Linked DNA regions of Homo sapiens: all the other regions are linked to region 3. A link is a contact called in ENCODE Hi-C or POLR2A ChIA-PET data. All regions are on one chromosome and are shown on one strand. Each heading gives the region's core, a stretch centred on a gene start or an enhancer-like site at or near the end of the contact. The rest is flanking DNA. Distances are from core to core; before and after follow the strand shown.

The links. A loop is a pair of places that touch in the nucleus more often than their neighbours do. ChIA-PET counts read pairs that join two places held with the same protein, here RNA polymerase II (POLR2A). Pooled maps may share reads with other maps.
Region 1: a map with no recorded cell type shows a loop between it and region 3 (8-fold over the local background). The contact joins the promoter of SYNGR3 here to the promoter of ZSCAN10 in region 3. A Hi-C loop is called at or near these places in 1 of 37 single-sample maps with no recorded cell type and 2 of 50 pooled maps.
Region 2: a loop to region 3 is called in a pooled map, with 3 times the contacts of the local background. The contact joins the promoter of HMOX2 here to the promoter of ZSCAN10 in region 3. A Hi-C loop is called at or near these places in 2 of 50 pooled maps. POLR2A ChIA-PET finds 5 or more read pairs at or near these places in 2 of 52 experiments (GM12878 and naive thymus-derived CD8-positive, alpha-beta T cell).

What each region holds. Positions count from the first base shown.
Region 1 is chr16:1,987,994-1,991,934 of GRCh38, forward strand. It overlaps SYNGR3 (synaptogyrin 3), which reads left to right and starts at 1,977. Exons shown (of 4, transcript NM_004209.6): 1 at 1,977-2,208. The coding sequence starts at 2,110. RefSeq lists enhancers at 935-1,514, 3,833-3,941 and silencers at 2,107-2,196, 2,277-2,396, 3,437-3,516.
Region 2 is chr16:4,475,124-4,479,031 of GRCh38, forward strand. It overlaps HMOX2 (heme oxygenase 2), which reads left to right and starts at 1,275. Exons shown (of 6, transcript NM_002134.4): 1 at 1,275-1,364. It also overlaps a transcript of NMRAL1 not described here. RefSeq lists an enhancer at 1,071-1,572.
Region 3 is chr16:3,097,296-3,101,263 of GRCh38, forward strand. It overlaps ZSCAN10 (zinc finger and SCAN domain containing 10), which reads right to left and starts at 1,999. Exons shown (of 6, transcript NM_032805.3): 1 at 1,895-1,999. RefSeq lists an enhancer at 2,752-2,801 and a silencer at 2,962-3,021.

The DNA of each region.
Region 1 (3,941 bases), core at 727-3,226, 1.1 Mb before region 3:
TGACCTCATGAACCACCCACCTCAGCTTCCCAAGGTGCTGAGATTACAAGCGTGAGCCACTGCGCCAGGCCAGAGTCTGTTTTTGAAGGCATCCAGGCCAGTGGAACTCTAGTGCAAGGAAAAGTTCTGGCTTGAGCTGGTGTTCCAGAGCTGTTGACACGCAGACCAAAGGAGTTAGCACAGAGGGAGAGACCTCCCCAGGATCGCGCCCTGGGCTCCTAAGGCTCACAGGTCACAGAGGAAGGACCCATGAGGGAGGAGGACCTCCAGGAGGGGCATAGTGGCTCACGCCTGTAATCCCAGCACTTTGGGAAACCAAGGTGGGCAGATCACTTGAAGTCAGGAGTTCGAGACCAGCCTGGTCAACATGGCGAAACCCCGTCTCTACTAAAAATACAAAAAAAAAAAAAAAAAAAATTAGCTGGGTGCGGTGGCACACCTGGAATCCCAGCTACTCCAGTGGCTGAGGTAGGAGAATCACTTGAGCCCCTGAGGCAAAGCTTGCAGTGAGCCAAGATTGCGCCACTGCACTCCAGCCTGGGTAACAGAGTGCGACTGTAACTCAAAAAATAAATAAATAACTAAAGAAATAAATGAGTCGACAGCAGCATCAGACTTGCCCTTGGGATTGGCACGGAGAGGTCAGTGGCAACCTTGAGTTTAGGTGGCGGTGGGAGCTGATTCTGCCGGGTCAGAGGGAGAGAGAGGAGGGTGTTGCAGGCAGAGTTTGCTGCTAAAGGAAGCAGTAACGTAAGGCAGCTGGAGGGGAGGTGGGGTCAACAGTGTTTGGCTTTTAGGAGAAAGTGCAGCATGTCTGGGTGCTGATGTTAGTGATGAAGTAGAGAATGAATGACACAGAGGGGAGGTCTGTGGCCAACAGGTGAGAGGGGTTGTGATCGGACGCACAGTGTGATGGACTTGGAACACAGTGAGTAGCGCCTCTGGCAACACCTGCTCTGCCCACCTGTGCCCAGCAAGGCTGAAGAATGAGCTCCAGGGGGGCTGGGCCACGCAGCACCATCTGTGCACCCGGCTCGTGTAGCAGGGACCTGGGTTGCTTATTATCTGAAGTACAGGGTGGTAACAGTCTCCGCCACTACACAGGTCAAGCGCTTGGCGCTGTAAATGTCAGTGCAGACATCTCAGTGCTCTAGACAGAAACCTAGGAGTCATCTGAACTTCCAGCCTGCTAGGAACATGAGGAGAGGGACCTTGTTGCACCCAAGGCTGGGGTCTGTGGAGGGGACTCAGCGGGACACAGGGCAGCCAGGCACCACCCCCACCCGACTCCTAGTCTCTGATGCCGCTCCCTGCCCTCCATTCCAGACTAGGCGCCGCAAGTACGCTGGGGAGACCCAGGAGTAGGGAGGGCATTGGGAGCACCACCACCTGGCCACGGGCAAGGAGCGGAGACACCGAAACCAACACTCCCAGCGGCGCTGGCCACGGTGGCTCTGTCCCCTCCCTCAACAGGTGCTCCTGGGGCCAACGCCTTTCTTCCCACCAGATCCTCCCCGCCAGAGGCTAGAAGCTGTGATAGCAGCTAGAGCACAGTGGGGGGCCATGAGAAAGACCCCAGTTATCCATCTGGTCTTCTTGGGACCAGGGCCAGGGAGCCGGTCCCCTCTCCCGTGGGTTGGGGGAAGATGCTGCAGCCCGTGGACCTCCTACCCCTTTACTCCCTCACCCAAGTGCCCTTCCCAGAGGAGCGGACTCCTCCTGTCTGTCCTCCCGGCTCTAGCAAAGTCTGCGCCCAGCACCCGAGCCCCACCCTGCCCCCGGGGACCTGGCTGGTGGGTTCCTGAGGATGGTCTCCATCTCGGGACCGGGGCAGGCAGGTGAGGGTGGGGGATGGGAGGTGGGCGCGGCGGAGGGAGAGGAGGGACCCGGCCCCGCGCGCATGGACCCAGTGGGGGGCGCGGGCGCGGCCCCGCCCCGTCCCGCGCGTCCCCGCCGCGGCCGGCGCGCGCTCCCGGGAGGCGGCAGCGGCTGCAGCGTTGGTAGCATCAGCATCAGCATCAGCGGCAGCGGCAGCGGCCTCGGGCGGGGCCGGCCGGACGGACAGGCGGACAGAAGGCGCCAGGGGCGCGCGTCCCGCCCGGGCCGGCCATGGAGGGCGCCTCCTTCGGCGCGGGCCGCGCAGGGGCCGCCCTGGACCCCGTGAGCTTTGCGCGGCGGCCCCAGACCCTGCTCCGGGTCGCGTCCTGGGTGAGTGGTCCCTGCCCGGGCCCCCGCTCCCGCCCCTGCCTCGCGACCTTCAGGCCCCTACCAGCCCCCTGCCCCCTACCCCCTGCCCCCTGCTTCTCGCCCCCCGACCTCACTCACTCTCATCCTCGCCGGCCCCTCCCCCGCCGGCCTCAGGTTGGGGTGACGTCACCGGGCAGGGCGCGCCCACCTGCGGGCGGAGGAGGGGCCGGCGGCGCCGGAGAGGGACCTTGAGAGGTCACCGCCGGTCGCCTCTACCCCTACCTCCTCCCCGGGTCTAATTTCAGTCCCTTTCCGCAGCCCTTACTCCGTTTTTCCTGTTCTCGTGACCTGGAAGCAGGGACGGGGTGGGGACGGAATTCTCCGAGGGGCAGGAGGGGGCTACGGGAACCGAGAAGCGCCTCCCCTTCCCCCGCACACACACCCTCGGGTCTCCTTGGCAGGGAGCCTGTCCCCTGGCCCCCAGTTCCAGCTGTGAGTTGAGGGAGGAGAGGCTCTGGGCTGGGAGGGCTTCCTGGCGGCGGTGTGGAAGGCAGGTTTGGGAGCAGCCTAGCCCACTGGGGCGTCCCTGGGAGGGCCCTGCTGCTCCTTCCCTCCGGCAGGGGAGGTGGCAGTTGGGTGCCGAGCTCTGGGTTTTGTCCAGGTGGCAACCTCTGGGCCAGCCGCACCTCGGCGCCTGTCTTGGAGGAGGGCGGTGCCCACGGTGGGGCAGGGGCTTTGGCCTCCCCTGCGGAGTGGCTCTGACCAGACCGGGAGGCAGGACGCTGCGTTTTGGTCCGAGCGCACGTCCCGACTTGTGGCCCACTCTTGGGGACAAGTGCATGTCCCGGCTTCCCCCTTGGCTCCACTCTCGGAGCTGGAGCGGGAAAGGAGCGAAGGGATGAGGTTGAGGCTGGAGGTCGTTTCTTGGAAACACAGGGCTGCCCCGTGCAGCGCTGGTTAAAATGACTGCGGTCCCCCTCATGCCTGTCTCCCGGAACTGGTGGGCAGGAGGCATTGAGGTTTGACGGAACCTCAGAGGTCAACGGTGTCATCTTTTCAGCCCAAACACTTACAGGTGATATTAATAATCAGTCACGTGGGGGCTGTCATCCCTCGGGTACCCACCACGTGCAGGAAGCTGGGTGGACATGTCTGTCCCAGCACTGCATGAGCTGTGCCCGTCACCCTATTTGCATGCTAGAAAACAGGCCAGACAGTTCCCAACCGCGCAGGAAGCAACAGCTCCGCTGCCTCCATACCCTCCCTCCCGCCCCGCTCTGCCTGCTGCACTCTCACCTCCCCTTCGCCGTTCCGGCTCCAGCCTGGGAATCGCGGGCCCAGGTGAAGGCTCCTGTTCCCACACTCTTGAGTGGGCTCTGAGGGGACTCCACGGGCCCACGCGGTGCAGAGTACCTGGCTTGAATCAACCCCGGCTTTTGTCAGCCATGTGATCCCGGACAAGTCACTTCACCTGTTGGGGTCCCAATGTCCCCCGCATTTATAAAGAGAATAAGAACAATGGCGATCCCACGGGGACTTTCTGAGGATTTGGTGAGGGGACGCATGTAAAGTGGCTGTTTAACACAATGTCTGGGCATAGTAGATGCTCACTAAACGGCCCGTGTTGTCAATAATTACTAAATACGCGAGGGTTCGGGAAAGAAAGAGGTGACACCGCCCCCCACCCAGATACGGGCCTGGGAACGCAGGGACAGGCCCAGGGGCGTGGGCGCTCGAGGCGGGCTCGCAGAGGT
Region 2 (3,908 bases), core at 25-2,524, 1.4 Mb after region 3:
GTATTTTTTAGTAGAGACGGGGTTTCACCAGGTTGACCAGGCAGGTCTCGAACTCCTGACTTAAAGTGATCCACCCACCTCAGCCTCCCAAAGTGCTGGGAGTACAGGTGGGAGCCACCGTGCCCAGCCCTAACTCACTTCTGAAGTTGCTGCTACTTGCACTGATTTCAGTTTTTTTTTGTTTTTGTTTTTTGTTTTCAAGGTGGAGTCTTGCTCTGTGGCCCAGGCTGGAGTGCAGTGGTGGTGCGATCTTGGCTCACTGCAACTTCCGCCTCTTGGGTTCAAGTGATTCTCCTGCCTCAGTTTCCTGAGTAGCTGGGATTACAGGCAGGAGCCACCATGCCCGGCTAAAATTTTTTTGTATTTTTGGTAGAGACGGGGTTTCAACATGCTGGCCAGGCTGGTCTCGAACTGCTGACCTCAAGTGATCTTCCCGCCTCAGGCTCCCAAAGTGCTGGGATTACAGACATGAGCCACCACACCCGGCCCACGATTTCAGTAATTTCTTTGTGTTCAGTAAAACTAAAAAATGACTCTGGGCTGGGTGCGGTGGCCTGTAATTGCAGTGATTTGGGAGGCCGAGGCGGGTGGATCACCTGAGCTCAGGAGTTCGAGACCAGCCTGGCCAACATGGTGAAACCCCCGTCTCTACTAAAAATACAAAAATTAGCCGGGCGTGGTGGCAGGCGCTTGTAATCCCAGCTATTCGGGAGGTTAAGGCAGGAGAATCGCTTGAACCCGGGAGAAGGGGGTTGCAGTGAGCCGAGATCACGTCATTGCACTCCAGCCTGGGCGACGAGCAAAACTCGGTCTCAAAAAAAGAAAAATCATTCTGTCATTCTGGCCGCTGTTTGAAGAATGCGAATAATGCAACAGGGAGATCAGATACAAGACTGGTAACCGAGGTGTCAGAGTTGAGACTCAGTTTCGCAGATTGCATTGGCAAGTGACCAAGTGGGTGGTGCCACGGTTGACAACCCTATTTCTTACATCACTGAGTGGATGTACAAGGATTAAACCACACTGGGGAAGAAAAGTGCTCAACCCTGAGGCACCCTCACACACCTCGGCTCTTGTGAACACTAGTGTTCCTGCCGAAGCACGCCTACTTACCCCGCTGAGCAGAGCCTGAGCCTGCAACCTCCAGAGACCTGGGGAAAGCCACATACTCCGCTTCCCGCCCCCGGCAAGGGCGTGTCAGCTACAAGGGGCGTGTCATCTCTAGGCCCCGCCCCGCGCTGCGTGCCCACGTTGCGCCGGCCTCGCGCCAGTCCGCTGGGCTGCAGGGACTGCGGCGCCTGAGGGAGTCGCTGACGGGCACGCTGACTGGAGGCTGGCGGACAGGCGACAGCGACCTGCGGCAGGTGAGCTGTCCGCGCCCTCCCGGGGCCTTCCTTCCGCCCGGCTTCTCGGACCGCGCTGCGTCCTTCGCGGGCCCTGCCTCGGTCCAGGCCTTCGGACCTGGGCTTGGCCGGGCCACAGCCCTTTGGGTCCCCTGCGCCGGTCTGAGGGGAGACCCGGCCGGGGGCGGCCGGAAGCTGGGTGAGGCCGGGCAGAAGGACGAAGAAGGGCGTGGAGGGGCTGTCAGGGGAGGGCGAAACCGCGGACGCCGCTCTCCAGAAGTCGTCTCCCCGGGGGCGCGGGGAGGCCTGAATGGCTCTCTTTGGCGTCCCCGTTGGGCCCACCCTCTCCCAGCGTCACGGCTATGCTGGGCGAGGTGACCCCCGGGGTCGTAGCTGGGGGCGTCGGCGGTGCAGACAGGGGATGCCGGCAGAGATTGGAGCCCGGCTTGGCTGTTTCCCGGGCTGTTGGCATTGACCGGGGCTCTGCCCTTCCTCTAATGCCCTTATCTCTATAGGAAGTGCCCCTTGAGTGGGTGTCGTGACTTCACGAGTGAACCCTGGTACGCCCTGGAGCAGAGTCGGACTGGGAGGGATCAAGTGTGGGGGCAGCCGGTTAGTCCGGACGCGGGTTTACCTATTACTTTCTGAGCGCAGTGCTCTGGGTGGATTAATTGCCCTGCAAAAGCTGCCGGGACCTCCTTGCAGTCTTTGCACGAGGCCTGCCTGTGTCATGCCATTTAAATCGCGTCTGGGCCGGGTCGGTGGCTCACGCCTGTAATTCCAGCACTTTGGGAGGCCAGGGCGGGCGGATTGCTTGAGGTCAGGAGTCCGAGACCAGCCTGGCCAACATAGTGAAACCCCGTCTCTACTAAAAATACAAAAATCAGCCGGGCATGGTAACGTGAGCCTGTAGCTCCAGCTACTTAGGAGGCTGAGGCAGGAGAATCGCTTGAACCCGGGAGGCAGAGGTTGCAGTGAGCCGAGATCACGCCATTGCACTCCAGCCTGGGCGACAGAGCAAGACTCCATCTAAAAAAAAAAAAAAAAAAAAAAAAAATCGCTTCTGATGAGCCGGTTGTCGTGGCCTGTGGCTGTCCATCCTTACGTACTGTGTTTTGTTGATGGCGCTACAAACCAGACAAGGTGGAGTGTGATTGAAGAAAGAAACGCTGGCCGGTGCAGTGGCTCACTCCTGTAATCCCAGCACTTTGGGAGGCCGAGGCAGGCGGATCACCTGAGGTCAGGAGTTCGAGATCAGCCTGGCCAACATGGTGAAACCCCGTCTCTACTAAAAATACAAAAAAGTTAAACGGGCGGGGTGGCGCGTGTCTGTAATCCCAGCTACTGGGGAGTTTGAGGTTGGAGGATCACTTGAGCCCACGAAGTGGAGATTGCAGTGAGCTGAGATCGCATCACTGCACTCCAGCCTGGGTGACAGAGTGAGACCCTGTCTCAAAAAAGAAAAAAATAAATTATCACAAGACAAAATTTGTGCTTATCAGGAGTTCACAGTTAAGACATATATAAGCTTACTTGGTGAAATTAGAAAAAGTTATCAGATAAAACATTCAGGTTTAAACACTGGTGAGGGTGTGGGAATTTGTGGAGCCTTGGAAACACACTCATTGAATGACCTCATCTACCTGGGGATGTGAAGAGGGAAATCCTGTGATTCCTCCATTGTCTGACTTGATTTCCTTTTTTCCTTGGCTGTGGCAACATGTTGAAGTGCTGTGAGTCACCAAAAGGGGGAACGTGAGCAACTCTAGAAATGCCAGTGCCAGTGAGTTACAGACAATAAAGCATTGACCGCCTTTAGCTCACCCCTCATCAAGTCTGTTGAAAACTTGTAAAATTGGACAGCTAGAGCTACCTTGATTTTTTGGTTTCCTTTTAACAGCTGACTCTCTTCACAGGACAGTTGGGCTCTACATCAGGATTGCACCCAAAACTGGAATATCACTCCTCCAGGAGGAAGATATATTTGAAAATTAGAATTGTGGGCCCGGTGCAGTGGCTCATGCTTGTGATCCCAGCACTTTGGGAGGCCGAGATGGGCGGATCACCTGAGGTCGGGAGATAGAGACCAGCCTGACCAACATGGAAAAACCCCATCTCTACTAAGAAAAAAATAATAATAATACAAAAATTAGCTGGGCATGGTGGTGTGTGCCTGTAATCCGAGCTACTTGGGAGGCCGAGGCAGGAGAATCACTTGAACCTGGGAGGCAGAGGTTGCGATGAGCCAAGATTGTGCCACTGCATTCCAGCCTGGGCAACAGGAGCAAAACTGCATCTCAAAAAAAAAAAAAAGAAAGAAAGAAAATTAGAATTGTGTATTTCACTGTAAAATTTGAAATTCAGCTTTAACTCCTTGGAAAGGAAAGAGATGAAAAACTTGACCTAGACTGGGTGCGGTGGCTCACGCCTGTAATCCCAGCACTTTGGGAGACCAAGGCGGGTGGATCACCTGAGGTCAGGAGTTCGAGACCAGCCTGGCTAACATTGTGAAACCCCGTCTCTACTAAAAATACAAAAATTAGCCTTGCAAAAAGTAGCCTGTAA
Region 3 (3,968 bases), core at 749-3,248:
CATGACCCATCTCTCCCAACCTCCCTGCAACACACAGTATCTTCCAAGCCCCTCACCCCTACCCCGGCTCCCCTGCATCTCCCAACCTCAGCCACCTGGGGAAGGACTCTGACAAAATGGAACGGGAAGTTCCCTGCCCCAGTCCCATCCCATCCAGGTGTTGAGGGGCTTCCTAGCGTTAACCCTCAAGCTCCCAGTTTGGGAGGTGGATGGGGACAGGGTGGGGCCAGATAAGCGAAGACAAAGTGAGAAATCCAGATTTCAACCCCTGCATGTGTGAGAGTGTAACCACCCCCGAGCCGGAACTACGCTTTCCTGCCCTCTGGCATCCACTCCAGGCAGCCCCCATCCTCCCACCCCATCTCTCCCCACTAGGGCGATGGAGTGCCTCAATCACAGATGAGCGTATTTCTCTGCCTGGCCTGGGAGTAGGAGCTGTGTCTAGTTCAATGAGTGTTCATCCAGCACTTGAAGTTGCTTCAGTGTCTGTTAGCAGAAATTAGGGAATGGCAGTGATTCTGGCCATCTCGAAGGAAAGCATGTAACAACGTCTAGGACAGAAAAAGTCTGTGATAAATGATCAGAAAAATGGTGTTGTGAGGCCGGATGCGGTGGCTCATGCTTATAATCCCAGCATTTTGGGTGGCCAAGGCAGAAGGATTGCTTGAACCTGGGGGGTCAAAGCTGCAGTGAGCCATGTTCGCGCCACTGCACACCAGCCTGGATAAAAGGCGAAGACCCTGTCTCAAAAAAAAAAAAAAAAAAAAGAAAGAAAGAAAGAAAAGAAAAGAAAAGAAAAAAAAAGAGTGGGGGAGGGGGAAGAAAATGGGATTACGTTTCACTGGTTTTTAGTAGCATGCACAAAATAACAAGAAAACTAATCACTGCTCATCCATTGCCGTGCAGGAGCAGCGGGCAGGTACTGAGTGTCTGGCGATTAAGCTCATTTCATCCCAGTCCAGCCCACGCACGAAACAATCACTTCTCCCTTTGCCAAGTGCAAAGACCAAGCTTTGCACTTGGTGACATGCTCAGGGTCACACCAGGTGGAGCCAAGGTTTGCTTTAGGCTGAGAGTGTAGGTCTAGAACACAGTGCCAAAGCTCTGAAACAGAAAAGGAACTGATCTCCATCCTGCTCTGTGCCATTTTCCTAGCCTTAGCCGAAATATCACAGCATGAAACAGAAAAAAAATGAAGATTCCAAATTTCAGCTCTCAGGGCAAGCCACACAGGGAGGCCGGAATCTCCAGGTGAGATCTCTCCAAAAGGTTTCAAAGAGGTGGAATTCGAGACAAGTTGGCTTCAGAGAATCTCTCCCTCCCCCCAGATCTCCAGGACAAAAGCTCTGTTAATATGCACCTCTGTTGGGGGTGGGCTGGGTAGGGAGGCAGGCAGAGGCTCTACAGCCACCATCCAACATTTGAGCAGCTTAATTTGGAGCCCGGGGTGGAGGTGCTGCCACGAGACCCACCCAGGTCACCTGAGAGCCCAGAGTTGGGGAAGGCGGCAAAGGTGGGGTCCTCAGCCGGGAACACTCCCTTTCTCCCTGGACACAGTTGGCAGCTGCCTGATTTGTTGTTTGTTGGAGGGGCCTCCCTCCGCGTGCTGGGCTGAGTGGACAAGGCCCATCAGTCCACCTGGGAGCACGTGAAGCCAGCCTTCTTCAATGTCACAGGAAGTTCTGCGATCTCCCTCGTCCCCAACGCCCCCATCGCGACAGGTCCACCAAGCTGGCTGGCACGAGGCTCCCCAGCAGACCCTCTACATCCTCCCAAGACTCTTCCAGCCCCCACCCCAGCACCAAGGCCTGGAGCCTCCCCTGCTCTCTCCAAGCTGCTGCGAGCTCCTAGCACCCGTCCTGGCAGCCTGCACCCCGACCTCCCTCCAACTCACCACTCGGAGTCCCCACTACACAGGCAGAGATGCTGGGGGGTTTTCTGAGGACTCCAGGGCCAAAGCCAGCCTCCGCCAGCCTGGGGAAGGGCTCTGGGAAAATGGAACAGGAAGTTCCTTGCCCCAGTCCCATCCCATCCAGGTGATGAGGGGCTTCCTAGAGTTAACCCTTAAGCTCCCAGTTTGGGAGCGGGATGGGAAGAGGGCGGGGCCAGTGACATGAAGACAAAGTGAGAAATCCAGATTTCAATCCCAGCCTGTGTGAGAGTGTAACCACCTCCCAAATCAAGACTGGCCTGGTGCCCCTTGCAGGTCTGCCCGTCTTTCCTTTGGGCTAAGAGCTGCCATTTTTAAATGCCCACAGTGTGCTGGCTTCTTTGCTAGGCTTTTCATTCACGTGACTACTCTTTGCAATGGCCTCCTGTGTGCCAGGCACTGTTACAAAGCAGGGGCTAAGGACACAGAGAGAAACTGAAGGAATGAGGCCCTGCTCTCAGGGGCTTACATTCTAGGGCAAAGGAGCAGCGACGGTGCTAGGAAAAAATGGAAGAGGAGGATGTGATGGGGCAGAGTTTGCTCCATCTACACGGTCACCTAAAGTCCTCCCAAGTCCTGCCAGGTGGCTTTTGTCCCAACTTTACCGATGACGAAGCAAGGGCTCCCCGGGAGGGAAGTGACCTAACCAACAGCGTTTGGCCCCAAACTAATTCCATCCCTGTGCTTAAGGTGCCTTCTTGGGTTGTGCCCTTGGCTGCAGCTGGTGCCTTCCTGAGCGTTCTGAGCCCCCGGGGAGCCAGGACCACCTCTCAGGTGTTGGCCGTTCCCCCGGCCTAGACCCCTCGGTCCGTTGGGGCCAGGACCCTCCTGACTGGCTCATCTGACGGGTCTTTGTTTTCCTGCACTTAACACCTGAGCTCATCCTGTTCCTACTTCAGTTGTCTAGTGCTCCCTTCGTACGACGGTCTTTCTCCTTGGTCTGCTCTGCATTCCCCGCGTCCCGCGCCTCGCTCTCCCAGTCGCGGGCTCCTCCCACTCCATAGTTTGTTCAGGGGCGGGGCCAGAAAACCCCGCCCCCAGGGAAGTGGGCCTGAAGGCCAAGGGGCGGGGCGGGGTTCTGTAGGGACGGAGGGGGCGTGTCCGGGGCGGGGCGGGGTGCTGTAGCGCCGGAGCGGGTGTGGCCTTGGCGGGACCAGGCAGCCATTACAGTCTCGGAAGCGAGAGGCGTGGGGCCTGTCTCATCATGCCCGGTTCATTTTTTTTTTTTTTTTTTTTTTTGTAGAGATGGGGTTTCATCATTTTGGCCAGGCTAGTCTTGAACTCCTGAACTCAGGTGATCCACCTGCCTTGGCCTCCCAAAGTGCTGGGATTACAGGCATGAGCCACCGCACTCAGCCTCTTTAATCACCTGAGGTCAGGAGTTCAAGACTAGCCTGGACAACATGGTGAAACCCCATCTCTACTAAAAATTTTTGTTTCTTTTAAAATTGTAATTTTCCCAATTCCACTTATTTTATTTTATTAGAGACAAGGTCTTGCCATATCTCCCAGGCTGGACTCAAACTCCTGGGTTAAAGTGATCCTCCCATCTCGGTCTACCAAGGAGCTGGGACTACAGCTGGGACTCCATGCCATCGAGCGTTCTTTCCCTCTCGTTGCTGAATGATTTTCCTCATTACATCAGTTATTCATTCTGCTATGGGTAGCCCGTGGGCAGTTTTCAGTTTGGGGCTATCTCTAGTGGTTCTCATATGTCTCTGGTGACCATATATGGGACAGCAGTCTGAAGTAGGTGAAGAGCAGAGTGAGAGGTTAGGTTTATCTTTGGGAGGTAAGGACTGCACGTGTGTACTCCGAGGTCTGAGGCCACCGAGGAAGCCTCAGGGACTGGCCTCCGTGTAGAGCTGCTCTCACTGCCCTGGGCATTGGGGACAAGGCCAGGACAAGCAGGACCCCGTGCGTGTTTCCTCGAATGGCTTATGGTCGCTTCAGAAAGACACTGGGTGTTTGTTGGCGTTCGGGCTGCCAGGGCCATCGAATCCGGTTGTCTGCCAGGGTGTGCAGGGGGAGTGGCGCT